Regions from separate parts of the Homo sapiens genome. Here region 1 is linked to region 2. The links are chromatin loops, found by intact Hi-C in ENCODE. Cell type or tissue: endothelial cell of umbilical vein. All regions are shown on one strand. Links, peaks and the distances in the headings refer to the core of each region. The heading gives the core; the rest is flanking DNA.

Region 1 (10,287 bases), core at 857-8,856, 71 kb after region 2:
TTTATAGTGTATCACAAACACTATCTCCTCCATGAAACTTCTAAGATTTCTCATTGGAATGAATCATTTCTTGTTCACACTCAACTGCTATTAAATGCCTAATATGATATTTTGGGTACCAAGTCACAGGTCCTGTTTCAGAAAGCTAACAGTGAGCCATAAAGAAAACATACTATAGTTTTTCTGTTATTCTTGCCTATATTTGTTGTTTACATTTTTATCTTGCCAGTAAGATGTTAAATTTCTTTATGTTAGAAGACACATCTCATTAACTTCCTTTAAACCACTATTGATGTAGTAACAGTGTTTTGAATTTAATAGGTACTCAATAAAAATAAATGAATGGAATAATTCATCTTTACATCCTAATTTACTATGTCATTACGTTCTAGCCTTTTAAAGCAACAAAAGATATGATTTCACCTTTGTGTTTCATTCTTACCAAGGAATTCAAAGTTACTCATTTTGACACTTTTTAAGGCCAGTGGCTAGACACAACTTAATATATAATAAGTAGTAGCTTTTCTCTTTCCCAGCAACATCTAGTCAGAAGTGAGGGGGAAAAAATCTAATTCACATTAGCTACAAAATTGTAAAATATTTGAGAATAAATTTACCAAGAAGGATACAGCACCAATATAAAAACATAACTACAACATTTTATTGAAGGGCATAAAACTAGTTCTGAATAAATAGAAAGATATACCATGTCTCTGGAAAGTAATAATTAAAATATTAAAAATATAACTTTTCAAAATTAATACATAAATTTAAATCTACTCCACTTGGCAAAAAAAAAAAAAAATTCAGTGGATTTGCCAAGTTGTATAAAATCAAGCTATATATGCATCTCAAAAATGTTACATACATTCCTAAAAGTAATACTTATTTTTTAAACACCAGTGCCACTAGCCTTATGTACCAGAATATTATATGCAATCATATGGTATGGACATTTTCTAGGCATTTCCAAGAATGTTTTTAAAAAATTACATTCCTCCATAATGCTCTCTAGAGAGGCTGAATGTGCAGAAATTAGCAGCAAAATCTGCAGTTAATAATATATTCCAAATTCTTTTTTTTTTTTAAGATAGGTAACTATAGCTTTGAAGGACAACGCTGGAAAGAATTCCACAAGATCCATCAAAGAATCCTCTGCCATTTGTGAGCATTTGCCTTAACCAATGTTTAAAAGATGGTAGGAGGAAAGATGCAGGAGTGTCTTTGGTGGGTATCACAGATTATTATTCAGAACTATTCACACTCGCTATCTCAGACTTGGCCATGTGAATTGTTTTTGCCAAGAGAACATTAGCCGGTGTGACATGGTCAAAAGCTTGCAAATTACTTGCATAACTAGCCTTGCTCCCTTTCACTTCTGCCATTTCTATGAGAAGAGCATCCATGAGTGAGCCTAAGGGTCCAGGAAAAAGAAAGACACTTGGGAAACAACTGCTCCAGCAAGACCACCCCAACTGGGCACAACCTGAAAAAAAACCCATAGACATGTGAGCTAAATAAATGCTTACTGCAGTATGCTTCTTAGATTTGGGGCCTGTTTGCAATGCAACAATATAATACAGTAAGCTCCCTCCCCCGTGTCACTGTAATCTGGCAAACAACATCTTCATCCTCACTTTCAGGCTTAGTCCCACACCTAATATCTTGTGCTAGATATCTCATATTTGTTCCTTCAAATCCATGCCCCATCTTTCTCCAGCCTGCTTTCTTCTCAGGGACACTGACCTGGATGAACTGTGTTGACAGACTCCCTTTTCTCAGGTTTCCGGTAGGGCTCAGCCAATGGGAAGCCAGAAAAAAAAAGAGAGAGAGGGAGAGAGATTGCTAAGAGGGTGGAGAATGAGGTCTGGCATTTATTCCCTTGACTTCCTGCCTGTGATATCACCTTAGACTTGCTGTGTCTCTTGACCAAGCATCATTTCTCTCAAGGTGACTCCTCTGATTCCTTCTGCATTCTGGTAACAGCTCCCTCTCTTGTCTATCTGGGCCTAGAGTGGTAACGGTTCTACTGCCACTGATCCCAGGTTACTGCACCAATTCCTGGGGTCCCCTATTCCCCAGAACATTCACTTTTGCAGATGGTCCCCTTGCAAATAGATCTTTCTGGAAATGTCCTGATTTGTGTGTGTCACCTCTTTCCTGTTGGGATCCTGACTGATACATGTCCCCTCTGGATCTCTCACACCTTCTGCCTAGCATCACTTTTCTGATGACAGCTTACCTATTTTATTCTTCCTCTCATTTAGACTTTGACCTTATCAATCCACCCTGTCTGACTTAACGTCTCTTAGGTTGGACATGGTCAAAGAGTCAGTCATTGAGTATTTAATTGAGTATTTACTAAGTGTTACTAGGCAATAGAGATACAGCAGACTCTGCCTTCAAGGACTTCATCATATAGTCAGAGAAATAGACAAATCAAATTAAAATACAATGTGGCAAGAACAATAATAGGGATATGCACAAAATGCTATAGAAGCCATAGAAAAAAGGTTATGTAACACAGGACATCCATAAAAAGTAGGAGCTATGTCAGTAATGATGACAGAGATAAGGTAATAATGTGTGGGAACTGTAGAGACAATTAACAGTCAGGGAAATGCAGGGCTGTGTATTTCTAGGTGTGTACATTTGACCAGATACAATTATTTGTTTTACACATTGGAATTCCATAAATTATTTCTTTTTTATTGATACGTAATATTTGTACATATTTATGGGATACATGTGCTATCTTGACACGTGCATGCGATACCTAATGATCAAATCAGGGCATTTAGGATATTCATCACCTTAAACACTGATGTCTTTGTGTTGGGAACATTTCAAATCTTCTAGTTATTTTGAAATGTACAATGTATTATTGTTAACTGTAGTCACCCTACTGTTCCATTAAACACTAAAACTTATTCTTTCTATCTGACTGTATTTGTACCCATTAACCAACCTCTCTTCATTCTCCATCTCCCTACATATCCTTCCCAGCCTCCAGTAACTATCATTTTACTCTGCCTCCGTGAGATCAGCATTTGGTTTCCACACTTGTCTTTCTGTGTCTGGCTTATTTCAGTTAACATAAAGTTCTCCAGTTCCCTTCGTGTTTTTGTAAATGTCAGGATTTTATTCTTTTTTATGGCTGAAATAGTATTCCATTGGGTGTATGTATATTTATGTGTATATGTGTGTATGTATCACATTTTCTTTATCCAATCATCCACTTACGGACATGTAAGCTAATTCCATAACTTGGCTATTGTGATAGTTTTATAATAACATGAGGGTGCAGATATCCCTTAGACATATCAATTTCCTTTCCTTTCCTTTGAATATTTATTCAGTGGTACTGCTGGGTCATATTATAGTTCTATTTTTAGCTTTTTGAGAAACCTCATACTGTTTTCCATATGACTATATTAATTTACATTCCCACCAACAGTGTATAAGAGTTCTCTTTTCTCTGCATCCTTGCCAGCATGTATTTTTTGTCTTTTTGATAATAGCCATTCCTACTGGAGTAAGATAATATCTCATTGTGGTTTTAATTTCTATTTTCCTGATTATTAGGATTTTGAACATTTTTACATATACCTGTTGGCCATTTGTACATATTCTTTTTAGAAATGTCTATACAGATATTTTGCATATTTTTTAATGGGATTTTTTTTTTTGCTGTTGAGTTCCTTGTATATTCTAGATATTAGTCCCTTCTCAAGTACATAGTTTGCAATGTTTCTGCCACTTAACAGGTTGTCTTTTCTCTCTGTTGATTGTTTCCTTTGCTATGCAGAAACTTTTTAGTTTAATATAATCCAATTTGTTTGTTGACTTTTAGTTTTTGTGGCCTGTGCTTTAGAGGTCTCAGCCATAAAATCTTTGCCTAGGCCAATGTCCTGGAGCATTTTCTCTCTGTTTCCTTCTAGTAGTTTTATAGTTTTGGATCTTACATTTAAGTTTTTAATCCAAATAAATCATTTCTTTTGAACAAAAATTCAAAGACTTTGAAGCCTGAAAGCCTATAAATCAAACAATAATTGAAAAGAATTTGGAAAACTGGAACCGCTAAAATCTATGAACAAGAGGTAATAAAATCAGAAGAACTACACAATGGAACAGGAAATGATGAATATTTGTGTTGCTTGGAAATAATAGCATTAACTAAACTAGCTGTGAAACTGAAGAGTAGCTTTCAGCAACCACATACACTAGAAGGTAGAGGCAAAGGCAAAAGAAGCTCTGTTTTTTTTTTTAAATCAAGAATATATGTGGCTTGGTAAAATATCTGCTCCAATTACACTGGACAAGATTTACTACAAAAATGTTTTCTTTGCCTAACTAAGTTTTAAAGACTGGATTGTGCATAGAAGCATAATTAACACATATTTTTTAAAACAACTATTCAAAAAATCAATAAGTGGTTACTGCTCCTGTAATTTTGAAATGACCAGGGAGACAGTATATAGAAGCAGTGGATGGTTTGAGGAAAGGGTTCAAACATGTCTCTGGCCTAGGGAGAAGCAGTCCTCAGCAGAGAGGCAGAGAGTTTGTAGGAATTAACAGGACTCAGTAACTGCCAACTGTCATTATCTGAGCACCTATTCTTTTGTGCTTTCTGCTATGGAATTATGCTTATTCATATTTAGAGTTGACATTTATTAAGTCTTCTTACGGCCCAGGAATTATGCTATAAATTTTATTAATACAAGTAATATAAAACTGATCACTAGTAAACAAAATTATTAATTTTAAAAGATAATTATTGAAAACCTGTTATGTGCCAGGTATTGTGCCAAGCATTTTATATACTTATTTCCCATTTGTAATTAACTATCTGGGTTTTATATTCATCCACTCAATAAGTGTTTTACTCTTTCTTCCATATACATTTATATTATGTGAACTGTTTAAAAGAACACTATGAGTTTTGTAAATGAACAAAAAATACATAGACCCATACTAGTAGGAGACATTGAAGTCCCTGTGCTAACCTGGAGATAGAACCATGAGCAAAATGGGCAAGAGGACTGTCCTCATGAAGCTCTAATAAGGAAGACAGACAATTACAAGTAAGCAAGTAAATACCTAACATATTGGATGGTGATAAGTCAGGAAGTGAAGATAAATGAAGGAGAGTAAGGAAGGCAGATAAAGATAAGGAAGTGGGTGGGGGACGCTGGCTGGAGGGAGTCTTTTACACAAGGTAATAATGTGTGGGAACTGCAGGACTTATAGGAACTTATAGAACTTATAGGAAAGGTCTATATTTATGAAAAAGAGACATTTTAGCAGAGACCCGAAACAGGTAAGGACAGAATTTTTCCAAGCAAAACAGAGATAGATGTCATCATTAGACCTATTTTACAAGTGAGGAATCAGGACTGATAGAGACGGGCACAGACAGCAATGTTCATCAGATATTCCATTTGTTCCTCTACATTTCCCTGTCCCCTTTCAGTTACAAAGCATAATGACAAATTAACTGGAAATGGTTACAGTACAATATGTTAAGTTTGAGTAATGTGTTTTATTTTCAGAATCCTATGCCTTTTATTACAAAATTAACAATGTTTTGTAAACCACTCAAGCAATATAAAAGCATGCTAAGAGAAAGTAAAATTCTTCCTTAATCCAACTTTCCAAAGGTTACCATAATTAATAGCATGTGTCCTTCCAAATACTTTGTTATAACAGTATATTATTATATAAAAATAAGTATGTCCATTTCATAATATTTCTTAAAATTAGCTGAATATCAGTGGAGTGGCAGTTGAAGCGAGATGGACATTCTGGGGTAGGAGGTGTAGCAGTGCGGGTTTTGATACTGAGCGTCAGCACCTGTGATCCCTCTAATAGAGATTCAGAGTTTATAGAACTTGGCACTGGTGATGGTGGAACAATCTTCTCACTGAGCCTCTTTCTGGGACATAATTTTTGGGCACTGTTCTTTGCTGCTTAGCCTCCAAGCCTGGTTCTCCTCCAATCCTCCTTGCAATTCTGGACAATGCCCAATTTCGTTTGTAAATTGAAATGTTAAATTGCAAGTAGAGACTGAAAAGCACCAGAATCCAATTCTCAAAATATTCCTAAATGAGGAGCCAAACCAAATTGCAGAAATTTCCAAGCAGGTGGCTGAGAACCAACATGCTGTTTACACTTTAAAGAAATTGTTTTTCTGCTTGAATTAACCAGAGTTCATTTCTACTCATTGCAACTAAGCTACCTGACAGACACAATGACCTTAATTAACCCCTGGCCAGAGTTGATTGGTCAAAAGTTGGAAACCTCAACCCACCTTGACTCTCTTATTATCCAGTTCTGCATTATGACATTTAGTGGCCTAAAATGGTAATTTGTTATCTCCCAATGTTCAGAGGATGGCTGGACTCAACTAGGAAGTGTCACTTGGGATCCTTCATGTACTTGCAGTCAGATATCAGTTGGGCCTGCAGTCATCTGAAGGCCCAGCTAAGCTGGATGTTTAAGATGATTCACTTATATGCCTGGCAACTGTTGCTCACTGCCCAGTGGGTTTTCGGTTCAGGCTATTAACAAGTGCACGCTACATGGCATCTCCGTGTGGTTTGAGCTTCTTGCAACATAGTGAGAAGTTCCGATAGAGAGCATCTAATAACTAGAATTCCAAGAACCCCAGGTGGGAAGCTGCAAGGCTTCAAAATTCACACAACATCACACCCCATTCAAGATAGAGTCACAGAAACAGCTTAGATTTGGGAAAGGGACCTGTAGTATAAGGGCATGTGGCCGGCAGAAAAATAGTCCTCCAAAGATGTCCATGTTCTAAGCCACAGAATGTTACCTTATATGGCACAAGGGGCTTTGCAGATGTGATTAAGTGTATAAACCTTGAGATGGGGCGATTTTCCCTGTGCCCAATTTAATCATGTGTGTACTTAAAAGTGGAGAAATCTTTCTCAGCGCCAGAGAAACAGAGAGAAGGCAACATGAAGACTCGGCCTGTCATTGCTAGCTTGAAGATGGAGGAAGGGATCTCCAAACCAAGAATGCAGGCAGCCTTGAGAAACTAGCAAATGCAAGTAAATAGATTCTCCCCTAGAGCTTCCAGAAAGGAATGCAGCCCTGCTGGTATATTGATGTCGGCCAAGTGCTACCTGGGCTGGACTTAGGACCTACAGAATAGTAAGATAATTCATGTTAACCCACAAAAACTATAGCAATTTGTGATAGCAGTGATAGGAAACTAATTTACTAGAAGGCATGGCTCATTGGAATATTATCTTTGAACACCAGGTACCACACCTGACCTATAAGAGCCCTTTCTTAGAAGTTCAAAATTACAGGTAAAAAATCAACCTCTTAGGTGAAAAAGATTTAAATCCACAAAAATGTTGGTGGCAGTCTGTTTTCTACCCTGTGCTCTGTAATTGAAATACTGTATAACACTTACAACTTTTGAAATGAATTAATGATAGCAATGCTAATTGAAAATGAAAACTCTCAGACACTTAACCTGTTATTTGATCTCCATTGTACAAAAGAGGCTTTATCAATTTACTGGAACAATCAGCCTATGTCTTCCAACAATTAGACCATTTAAATCTAGAGATAGTCATTTGCTTTAATAAGTAAGTTCCTTAGGTAAGAAAGAAATATATACATATGCTTTGGTAGATATAAAATAAGTGTTCAAATGTAACTAACTTTAAGCAGGAACTAGACAGTGTGAACTGGGATATCTGGATAGGGGAGTCTAAGAGACTAAGAAGTTAGGCATCTGAGTTACCCACCTGACCCAAAGGCAACCAGGCTATAGCAACACACAGATAACAAGTTGAGGAAAGAAGAAATATTCCGGAGTTTTTTACACAAGTTTTTCTATAAGTCTGGTTATAGGATAGTAAGATAAAAATCAGCTGAATTCTCAATATTTAGTTTTTTTTAGTGGTTCTGTTATTCAAACAAACAAAAATTGAAATATAAATTTAAAGAGTGTGGGATTGTCCTGTCTCCAATCACTACTTTACTCTTCTCCTTCCTACTCAACAGCACTTAACTTCCCCAGAAAATGCATAATGAGATGCTCAAGATTATGTTAGTGGAAAACTGCTTTTTTAACTTATTTGGAATAAACAATGTTTACCATGAAGATTTTAAAAACTAAGCCAGAGTCTTCCTTTGATACTAACAAAATATTGGTGAACAAAGGAAAAGCTGTGTTTTAAATGAAACTGGATCCCTTCCTTACACCTTATACAAAAATTAATTCAAGATGGATTAAAGACTTACATGTTAGACCTAAAACCATAAAAACCCTAGAAGAAAACCTAGGCAATACCATTCAGGACATAGGCATGGGCAAGGACTTCATGTCTAAAACACCAAAAGCAATGGCAACAAAAGCCAAAATTGACAAATGGGATCTCATTAAACTAAAGAGCTTCTGCACAGCAAAAGAAACCACCATCAGAGTGAACAGGCAACCTACAGAATGGGAGAAAATTTTTGCAATCTACTCATCTGACAAAGGGCTAATATCCAGAATCTACAATGAACTCAAACAAATTTACAAGAAAAAAACAAACAACCCCATCAAAAAGTGGGCAAAGGATATGAACAGACACTTCTCAAAAGAAGACATTTATGCAGCCAAAAAACACATGAAAAAATGCTCATCATCACTGGCCATCAGAGAAATGCAAATCAAAACCACAATGAGATACCATCTCACACCAGTTAGAATGGCGATCATTAAAAAGTCAGGAAACAACAGGTGCTGGAGAGGATGTGGAGAAATAGGAACACTTTTACACTGTTGGTGGGATTGTAAACTAGTTCAACCATTGTGGAAGTCGGTGTGGCGATTCCTCAGGGATCTAGAACTAGAAATACCATTTGATCCAGCCATCCCATTACTGGGTATATACCCAAAGGATTATAAATCATGCTGCTATAAAGACACATGCACATGTATGTTTATTGCGGCACTATTCACAATAGCAAAGACTTGGAACCAACCCAAATGTCCAACAATGATAGACTGGATTAAGAAAATGTGGCACATATACACCATGGAATACTATGCAGCCATAAAAAATGATGAGTTCATGTCCTTTGTAGGGGCATGGATGAAGCTGGAAACCATCATTCTCAGCAAACTATCACAAGGACAAAAAAACAAACACCGCATGTTCTCACTCATAGGTGGGAATTGAACAATGAGAACACATGGACACAGGAAGGGGAACATCACACACCAGGGACTGTTGTGGGGTTGAGGGAGGGGGAGGGATAGCATTGGGAGATATACCTAATGCTAAATGACAAATTAATGGGTGCAGCACACCAACATGGCACATGCATACATATGTAACAAACCTGCACATCGTGCACATGTACCCTAAAACTTAAAGTATAATAATAATAATAAAAATGTGCGCATCTCTATCCTTCTCATTTAGACAGGGGACAGATACTTAAAAGCCAGGAAAATGTCAGAAAGTTACTTTATTAAAATAAGCTCAAGTTAGTTTTATAGGCAAGATTAAATTAGTGAAGCTCCTGAGTGATCCAAGAAGATAAAGGAGTTCAAACTTCATAAACTCACTTGTAGTACTGTTTATTATAGTTATTACACAGCTGAACTTGTTAACTTGTTTTAGTTTCAAAAGAAAAACAAATACATCCCAAGAATCCCTTTATTGATTTTATGCTCTTCTAGCTTTATTTTTCTAATAAATGTTTTAAAGATTTCTTTTCTACTTTAGTCCTTTAAGAAATATTATATAGAGAGATGAAAAAATATGTCATCAGAGCTTTTGAAAAAATAATCCCTTTTCTATGACCAACCACTGCCCCAAAAAAGGGTGTTGGTTCCTGTTTCTTTCTATTTCAGTTAATTGCATAAGATAATCTCGCTCATCAGAACTGAAAGTCTCAGAGGCAAGAAACATTGACTCCTCTCCTTTCTTTCCCCTCCCACTCCCAGGAACAGTCAATCACTCACATTCAGTCCACCCCTCCAAGCCTTCTTTTCCATTCCCATTGTACTCCAGATTTCAGGTCCTTGTTACCTCTCGCCTGAACTATCACAAAAGCCTCCCAGCTAGTCTCTGCCTCTGGTCTTTACCTTCTACAATCCATGCCTTCACACAAAGTTAGATTCCTAAAATCCAACCTTGAGGGCAGAGTCTTAAATTCCTAATACCCATACTCGATCACTTCCTACAATGGCATCTGTTGTCCACAGAATAAACCACAAATTCTTCATAATAATACAAGCCCCCATAATTT
Region 2 (10,287 bases), core at 843-8,842:
AGCTGGGGCTTATAAAAACACACATTCGGAGGCATGTTCTTCTGATGCGAAGCCTTTAAAAAAGAGAGGTGAAATAACAGAATAGGCAAGGAAATCAGTGCCTTTGGTTTTGTTACTGTTCAAGTACTACCCTTGTCAGAGAACTGCAGTTGTTCTCAAATGATTCAGGGAAAAAAACACCCTTCTGAGTCAGTAAGTTCGGCTGAAAGACAAGAGAAAATCAAGCAGAGTCATTCTAAACCAATGATTCATTGACCTTGGAAATCTGGCTAGTAGATGTCTAATAAAAACAAACCCTTTCAGTTTAAGAGATGAGATATTTACTCCATACCTAATGAAAAGTACAGAGAACTTAGAGAAATTAAATATTTTTTCCTAACACAAAACCTGGACAGATTTCTTCTTTTTCAAGGACAAGTAAAACAATATTAAGTAACATAAAGAAAGGAAGTACTGCCTTAGGGATACAGGGTATGCACAAAAAACGATTAACCATAAGAAACTGAAGATATTTTTAGAAATTATCTACTTTGCATTTTTCATAAATTAAAACAGCGTTTTCTGAAACATAAGAAATGAGTTTAAGATAAACTAGAATAAAGGGTAAGATTAAAATTAAAAAGGAATTGATCAGTACAAGGAAAGAATGCATTAAGTTAAGGGAGAAGTTTTGTTCTCTCGTCATTACCAATTTTCTTGCCACAAACAATTACAAAAGCTAAATAAAAGATAAAGAAAAATGTTTGAATGCAACAGTGAAGGGATCAAAGAGCAACCGAGGCTATCAGAAGTTGAAGGGCAATTATCCCATAAAGAAGAGAGACAGACTAATATGAACACATTTTTATAACTGTCTTTCCTCAGAGGTGTTGGTGATGTAGACCACCATTTCTAAGCAGAAAGTGGTAAGCTGGCACTGACAGCAGCCTCCCCAGGCTGGGCAGACACAGACCAAAGAAGCCAGAATGTAACAGGGAAAAGGGAATGCAGAAAGGATAGCTCAAAATACTACAGCAATTTGCCCTTCAGCCATTTGCCAACTGCTAAGTTTTACTCATACAGATTGAGACTTGAAAAAACAAGGAAAAAGCCCCAGCTCAGATGCCAGAGAGTGAAGCCAAGATTTCAGCAGTTTTTCAGTCCATCAGAGAGACAGAAGTCTGAATTCACAACCCAGTATGGTGGGGGGACCTTAGTAAAAAACTCCAGGCTCTCAGTTGAGACATAAAAGAGAAAATATATACGTACTTGAAAGCATCAGGTCATGCCAGAGTTTCTCCAATATGCATAAATTGCCTATATATATATTATATATATGTCCATTCTATATATATATAACATGTCCATTCTACTTTTTTTTGTATTTCACTGCTTTCTCTCTTTTTCTCTTTGTCTCTATAAATTTCTGCTTTTAATCTAGTTGTAATTTTATAATTTAATGCTTAATTTATTCATTCTTGTTCTTCAAGGTCAATACTTTTACTAATAGCAGCTTTATAAAGCTATAACTCATAAGTTTTGGCATATATATATGATATATATATTTCTATGTAGTTAAAATATCAATGGTTAATATCAAATATACATATAAGATTAAGCAAAATAAAATTCAGATTCCTTTATGCCAAAACTTATGACTTATAGCTTTATAAAGCTGCTATTAGTAAAAGTATTGACCTTGAAGAACAAGAATGAATAAATTAAGCATTAAATTATAAAATTACAACTAGATTAAAAGCAGAAATTTATAGAGACAAAGAGAAAAAGAGAGAAAGCAGTGAAATACAAAAAAAAGTAGAATGGACATGTAATTGATAAACAACTAAATAATTAGTTCTTCTGAAAAATCCTATAAAAAGTTGTCTAGAATATAAACAACAGGATTTTTAAATTTAAGTACTGGTTCTAAAGTTCATTTGGGAAAAAAAGCCACTTATAAAAATAAAAAAAAGTTGAACAACGGAGTAAAAAAGGATACTGACCCAGCCAAATATGATAAATCATAAATGTATTTCTCATATACTATAATCTCTATGTTCTGTTCAGTGTCTTTGTTCTTAGGTGGCATAATAATACTACATCATATTATGAGGTTTTGCCATGTTGCCCAGGCTGGTCTGGAACTCCTGGCCTCAAGTGATTCACCTGCCTTGGCCTCTCAAAATGCTGAGATTATAAGCTTGAGCCACCATATCCAGCCAGCTCGTTTTCTTAAGAGGAAGTTTAGTTGATAGAGAATTAGGGATTTCATCTGAAAAGAAGTAAAGGTAATTTATACATATTGGGGAAATTTTGGCATGACCTGATGCTTTCAGGTATTTATAACCCAGATCTCTTTATAAGTATTTCTTTATTCATTCCACTCTATTTGAGGGCCTATCATATGCCCAACACTTTATACAGCCTTGGGAATACACAGTTGAGAATAGCACAGGGATACTCCCTGCATTCAGAGAGCATACAGTTTGAGGGTAGGACAGACATTAAATAAAGGACACAATCTGTAGGTGAATTTAAGGAAAGAACCAAGATGGGATTAAACACTATTCTGCTTCTTACTGACTGGTGACTATATTTCATCATGATATTAACAGCATTATAAAACACCTAGGAAAAGTCAACAAATTATAATACATTTCAGTCTGTCAAGCAGTTTTGTTTAAGGCAGCTTTAAAAAATCCTGACGTCTAGGACACAACCAAGACCAGATAAGGCAGACTTTGGGGTGGGACCCAGGCATCAATATTATTAAAGCTTTCCAGGTGATTCCAATGTGCAGCCAAGGTTGAGAATCACCGATTTCAGGGGAAGTTTACACGTTTTTAATTTCTTTTGTATAAACATATAAACTTATTTTCCATTTTATCTAATATCCAAAGGCCTTCTAATTCATATGCCCACTTAGTCACAGAAAATATTTATGCCTCATCACCAAGTGTAAAATTTCTGGGTGGGGACATAACCTGAGCTAAGTAGCTGGAATATAAAACTGGCTATTTCTAATAGTAATCTCAAAAAAAAGGAGGCAAGTTGTTTATTTAATACTTATTTTGGCTATTACTTTATGCTTAAAAGTCCAATATAATTACATGTGATGCTAAACAAGAGTCATGTGTATCTGAGTATTGCATCATTGAGGGTAACTGCCACACCTCCCTATAGTTACAGGCTAATGTTCCTACCTAAAGCAAAATATTAAACTGATCCTCTACAATTCTTCTTATGTTGCAGGGTTTATCTAACATGCTTATGGACAGGGACAAGCATTAGGATTGAAAGAACCACTCCAAACACTATAAACAGAATATTAAAAATCTTATTGTTACCAAATAGGCAAAAGAAAAATAACATAAGCAAAGACTAGAGGTTTTCCAAAGTTTTCCTCAGTTATTTTATTCTTTGATTATAAGGCCATCTCAGGCTGTAATGTTTGGAATTTGGCCTGTTGGCCTCCAAAACCAAGGGCAAGCCATCTGGCTCCAAGCACAATGAGCTCCAATTATGGCACCATTGAATTTTTTTCTCTTTCTTTTTCCTTTGTGGATAAGACTAAGTTTTGCCATTTTGTTCTCAAGTTTCTAAGTTTTATTTTTGCTTTAGGACTCTCCCCACAGCAGCAATTCTTGCAATTACACGTTTATGTTCTGAACTCACAAGTAAATCCTATAAAAATACTCCCTTATCCCATGTTAATTACTCAAAAATCAAACCAAAGGAGCAAGTCCGTAGTAGCAAAGGGTTTTCTGCAAAGCAGAAGATACATGAAGGAATTCCTTACGGCTCCATCCTACTTTATAATCAGGGTGTGATTTTACAGCATTTAGAAAGAAATAAACAAAGGATACATCATTCTTTAAAACTTTATTTTGTCTCCTTATTTCCAAGAGTCAAATAACTACAGAACCATGAAAATTGACTCAACAAATCCTACAGCAACTCCTCTTTGTCAGGTCCCATGTTAGAACCAGAGTTTACAACACAGTATGAGAGAAGCGAGAACCTGCCATCATGGACTGTAAAGCCATAAAGTAAATAACAGAAATATAAATGACTTCATGTGTAAAGAGAAGTCATTAAGCAACCTTATTGCTCCAAATTCCATTGCTTTTTACCCTGCTCCCCAGCTCCTAAATTATCACACAAGATCATGTTCTCCCTCTCTCCCTCCTCCTCCCCTTCTGCTCTGTAGTTTAAAGCTCAACTTAACTTCTAATTCTTTAAACTCCATCCTGTTATCTTCTTTAGGGGCTGAATGGGCTGAATGGGAGAAGGGTGTGTGATTTCCTTGTGTATTGGTGAGGTGCAAAGAATGGAAACAAACTCTATCTTATTTAAGCAGGAAAAAAATGACATGAAAGGATATTGGAATTTCACATTCCTTGGGAAGTTAAACAAGCAGGAACAAAGGAAAGCTCTGCAGCCATGGCCACAGCCAGAGATGCAGCACAGAGCCTCCAGGTGAGGACACGCTGCCCCTACCCTGACACGTGCACCCAGCACCGGACCCACCACCAGAGGGCACTCCTGCTGCTGCCCTCCAGGAACTCCTCCCTATTTATGCCTCCGCAGCTTCTTTAACTCCAGATTTAAAAATTCCAGGCACTACATTAGATAGACCTAATTCCATGGGAGCTACAAAAGCAATTTCTGAGAATTTTCTGTTTCTACGGTGGTAAGGAATCTTCTGTGTCTATAGGGGGTGGACTCTGCTTCCCACCAAGACTTTTATGGCAGGGAATTTCCAAAATAGAGAAAAGGAGGTAAAATGCTGGAGACTTTTGCTTTTGCTTTTGTTTTTTTAATGACAAGCAGTCCCTCTTCCACAAATTTCTCAGGTAATTGTTCAGAAAATGTCTTGTGGACATATTCTCCTTTCCTGATTCCCATCTAAGGGAATTGGATTTTTATGGTCATCCCTAAGTAAATAGCCTGTCTAATTTCACAGAGAAGTCTAAACTTCCTGTTATCCAAATGCTACTCCCTGGGAGTCCTCTACCTTACCCAAGGCTGAAAGGACAGAATATTTTTTCTGGGTGATTTTCCCCACACAACCCTATCCACTACAAAATGGCCTCCACTTCACACTCAACTTCCTGCATTATTTTAAAATCTAGCTCAGGGCAAAAGTACACTGGGTTTCATTACTGTGTGAGATACCATCATCTTCCTCTTTCCTTCCTTTGTTGGCCCAAGAGCCGTGTCTAGTGTACTTTGAATTTTCCTTCTTTCATCAGGCCTCTGACCATTTTCCCTTCCATGAGTACAATTTCTAAGTAGTCATGATGTTACGTGCAGATAGATTCATCAAATAAGGAGAAGCCACCTAACACAAAGTCTAAGACTTTATAAAGTAAGCAGCAATGACCTTGGTTAATTCTAGAAAATAGTTGATGTCTGAGTTCCTCCGAGGTCTCCCAAGCCACCTGCTTTCCTCCCACATCTGATACTCCTCACCCCCAACCCCTTTTGCTTAATATCCTCCAGAAATAATCTGGAACTCAATAATACTAATAGGTGAATGATTGACACTAAAAGAAATCCATCTTTGAGAACTCCTCAAGTGCTTTAGGGCTTTTCTGAAAAATACTTTCCCTCCAACAGTGAAGATTCAAAACTAACCAAAGATCTCTGCATTTCCTTTTTCTATGTGTCCACAAATTATTTCTAATAAAAGGTCCAAGATAAGAATCAAACACCAATGACAGATATTTTGGATAAAATCTGTAATTCGATTATTGGTTGCTGAAATTTTGATTGACTTTTTCCCTCAGTCATGATTTTATTACAAACTTTCCCCAAAGAGTTACCAGCCCCTACAATTAAGAGTTACATACCAAGTTTACTTTAACAAAAAATCCTGAAACAAAAGTCACTGCGATTTCTGGCTAATTTTATCACTTAGGTGTATAATGCCCAATAACCTGATCCCCTCACTCAATACAATAGCCTAATTGACAGTACAAGCTCAGCCGGGCACGGTAACTCATGCGTGTAATCCCGGCACTTTGGGAGGCCAGAGTAGGAGGATTGCTTGATCTAAGGAGTTTGAGAACAGCCTGAGTAAAATAGTGAGACACTCAACTCTACAAAAAAACTAATAATAATTAGCTGGGTGTGGTGGTGCACACTTGTAGCCCCAGCTACTTGGGAGGCTGAGACAGGAGGATTGCTTGAGCCCAGGTGATTGTAGCTGCAGTGAGCTATGATCATATATCACCACACTCTAACCTGGGCAACAGAGCAAGACTTGGCCTCAAAAAATAAAATAAAAATGAAAAAGTACAAGTTCATATTCATGTTAGGACTTATTCTGATAACAAAATGCACTATCCTATCAAGAGGAACCCCACTGGTCTCATTAACATTATTTAGACAAAAATCTAAAGCCATTTATAAGCCTCGTCTACTAAACTATCAAAGTGAGGCCACTATGTTAGAAAAACACAGCTGAATTATTTATCTAACATTTCCTGGTATTTTACTTAATGAGTAAACTGTATGTTGATCTAATAAGAACAGGGAGTGGAATGGGGCGTATCATTTCTTGACTCAGACATTTTTTACAGCTAGCAGGAAACTAGATGTCATTTACTCCGGAGGTCTCAACCTGGCAGCCTGTTCTGCAATTGTGTTTTCTTTGTTTGGCAGTGTTTTGATTTAATCCGTTGCTTATATTAAACAGTATACTTCATATAAAAATGTCCAGTCTTTCACTTCTTTTTAAAAATTAGAATATCTGGCCCCATTTCTCATATTTATATAAGGTAAGCATCTTCTTATATGTAAAAGTCATCAGCTAATCCACTTTACTCATTTAAATTATCTGCATGAGTTTTAATTTTGAGGAGTACTGACAGAATCTCCACCATTACTCCTCCATCCTGCATTCTAAACAAATAAGCATCCTAAACAAGGTGTTAAAAAATCAGCCAACCAACCACTATGAAAAGGAATCATTGTTCTTGTTTTAATTAGGACTCAACACCAATTTGATAAAAAAAAAAAAAGTTCTACTCAGTATTGCTTCTCAATGTCACTAGGACATAACTACTTTCATTTTAAAGCTCAGGACAATCATCTCCTTTAATTTAATATTGTGAGGTTAGAGAAAAAGAACAGGGCAGGGTAGGAGAGAGAACTAATGATAAAATTGGATATAACTCTTAGATTTTTATTTGAAAGGCAAAAAAATAATCTTTACAGTGGCATGTGCTTATTTTCATGGTGTATCAAACAAAAGCAATAATTAGTTTTCTGAAAAGAACAACACAGGTTGCTGGAAATTAACTCTGTGTGTTTACCCTAATTAAGTTGGTGGTTAAAATTGCATATGTTAGTTGCTTTATTATTAGAAAGCTCAAATTAAAGAGAATGTAATTAAGTTGTTTGGCATTTTAAATAGGAAATGTATTAATTTTTCCACTTAGACTGATAAAGTAATTTTAAATTCTTAATAACCTGGTCTGATATGTCCAATTCAAATGACCAAGGGATTGCCAGAAAGCAGCCTGTTAGAGAGCAAAATAATCTAAGGAAAATAATCCCTTAGAATGTTTACCTAATAGCAAGTAACTTGTATGAAAGTTTACAAAACCTTAAATAACCCTCTTTTTAGACATTTCTAAATTCTTCTCCCAAATTATTATTTGTTTTAGCTTCCCAGATATATACATATATACATATTTAAGCGTACCAATCTAAAAATAAAGAATTAAGGAGCAATATTTCCCTCTCAAAATAAAAAAGTCTGTAATAAATTTGGGTTGTTAGGCTTAAACTGAACATTGCATCATAAACCTCTATGAGAGCAGACCCTGGTACATAATTTGTTGTACTTAATAACCAAAAAATATATGCACATGTGAATAAATGAATCCCCATGAAGAAAGTAAAAGCACATTAAGATGTCATTGATGGATCTTACTGTAGCTGTGATGTAATGTCTATATTATGCCTTATAACTACATTGTCAAGAGGTCTTAAAACTATTAATCATGAAAGACAAAATTATCAATTATTGATATGTTAATAACAGCATCAACTTTTGTTTTGCATTCCTGGTTAATTATGAGCATTATTATTATTACTGTAGCAGTTCTTTGTATCTACTATGGATCTTGTAATGTGCTATTATGAAAAGCAGAATAATGTCCAACCCCCAAGATGTCCACATTCTAATGTGAAACCTGTGAATATATCACCCTACATGGGAAAAGGGACTTTGCAATATGCCTAAGTGAAGGATTTTTAGATGGTAGGACTACCTGGATTATCCGGGTATCTTAGTCCATTTGTGCTGCTATATACCTGACACTAGGTAATTTATAAGAACAGAAGTTTATGCCTTACAGTTCTGCAGGCTCAGAAGTTCAGTATCAGTTCACTGTCTGGTGAGGGCTGCTCTCTGCTTCCAAGATGACACTTTGCTGCTGTGTCCAGAGGGGATAAATGCTGTGTCTTCATGTAGTGGAAGGGATGGAAGGGCCAAAAGAGTCTGGCTGGTTCCATCCACCCCTTTTATAAGAAACGAATATCATCTGTGAGGGCAGAACCTTCGTGTCTTAATCCTAACGGCCCCCATCTCTTACTATGATTGCACTGGAGAGTAAGTTTCAACATGCATTTATGAGGAGGCAAACATTCAAACCATAGCACTGGGTGAGCCCAATATAATCACAAATGTTCTTATAAGTAAAAGGCAGAGGGTCAGAATCAGAAAAGACAATGTGACAACAGAAGCAGAGTTCAGAGTCATATGGCCCCGAGCCAAGGAATGCAGGCAACCTCAAGAAACTGGAAAGGGCGAGGAAATGAATTCTCCCCTAGAGCCTCCAGAAGGAACACAGCCCTGAAGACCTGTTTTGGACTCTGATTTCCAGAAATAAAAAATAATACATTTGTGTTGTTTCAAGCTAACCAATTTTGTGATAATTTGTTATAGCAGCAATAGGAAACTAATACAGTTATGTACTGAGATATATTTAAAAATTGATTGGACATGAAAAATGTTAAGAGATAAATGGGGCATACCTAGCAAAGCTAAAATGAAGATGCTAATCAAAGACATGAACAGACCCAATATAAGCAACATGCTATGGGGAAATATCCAAGGTCTTCTGGAAAATCCATGAGCAACTGGGAAGAAAGGTCTTCTTGCTTCCTGCCAGCTCATCCTCATCTTATTCAAGGAAAGTAAAACAATTTGTTGTTTATGAAAGATCCACAGTTTTCTTTTTGTCTTTTCATTTTTCTCTTACATAAATCCTTTTTTTAAAATAGGTTAAATCGATCTACTATTGGTTCCCTTATAAATAGAGTGCTAATAATAATTATATGTTATTGAGTTATATTTCAGAAGTCTTTGATAAGTTCCAAGCAGATTTAAAATAAAAACTACCTTTTGAAATGTTGTGAAGAAAAGCCTATAAAAGGCTAGGTTAAAATGACATTCATCTGAGAAAAATTAGAATAAGCAACAAGCAAAAAACGTCAATGTGTCGCTGTCTCAGTTTTTGGTTCAAAGCTGAAACCAATCTTGGTAAAATGGAACAGAAAAGCAATCATATTAATGATATAAAATGCTAACCATTGAATAGATTAATTGGATATTTGATAAGCACTAAATATACATACACAATAGTTAAAAGGTTCCTCAAAGAATTATTAATGAATTATGTTCTGTCAACGAAATGTATAATTCTTTATTCTCTAAGGGCATTCAGTTTATGGATCTAACAATTTTTGAAGATCAACCTAAGGATATTTGAGTTGTCATGGAAATTCATAATAGCATCATCACGTAAGCCAACCTCTTCAATGTTGGTATCTTAATTCTACTCCAGTTTTTATAGAAGTATATGACTTAAAACTATAAAAATGAATGAAATCATGTCTTTTGCAGCCACATGGATGAAACTAGAAGCCATTAAGTGAAATAACTCAGAAACAGAAAGTCAAATACCACATGTTCTCACTTATAAGTGGAAGCTCAAAAATATGTATGCATGGACATAGAGAGTTGGACGGGTGGGAGGGTGGGAGCCGAGTGAGGGATGAGAAATTACTTAATGGATACAATGTACACTACTCAGATGATGGCTATATTAAAAGCCCAGACTACACAATATATCTATGTAACAAAATTGTACTTGTACTGTCTAAATCTATAAAAATTTTAAAAAGAAAAAGAAAAAACCCCCACAATTTTTTCATATCCAGTTTTTGTCCCAGCAAATTCAGTTTTCCTTCTTTTCTACTTTCCAACAGAAAATGAGGAAAAGACTAAGT

The links. Peaks named below come from ENCODE experiments on the same cell type or tissue, not always from the same donor. Only the 100,000 strongest peaks of a DNase experiment are listed, where the experiment ranks them.
Region 1: it touches region 2 in a loop (4-fold over the local background); 6 of 110 quality-filtered maps call a loop at or near these places.

The regions. Positions count from the first base shown.
Region 1 is chr3:101,137,210-101,147,496 of GRCh38, forward strand. No RefSeq gene overlaps it. Among named protein-coding and RNA genes, the nearest start is that of ABI3BP, 150 kb to the left of the region's middle. In endothelial cell of umbilical vein, for the core only: no CTCF peak of the experiment used is centred there; DNase peaks (open chromatin) are centred at 3,362 and 4,112; H3K27ac peaks cover 1,118 bases.
Region 2 is chr3:101,065,946-101,076,232 of GRCh38, forward strand. No RefSeq gene overlaps it. Among named protein-coding and RNA genes, the nearest start is that of ABI3BP, 78 kb to the left of the region's middle. In endothelial cell of umbilical vein, for the core only: a CTCF peak has its summit at 4,486 (motif pointing right); DNase peaks (open chromatin) are centred at 976, 4,346 and 6,556; H3K27ac peaks cover 4,050 bases.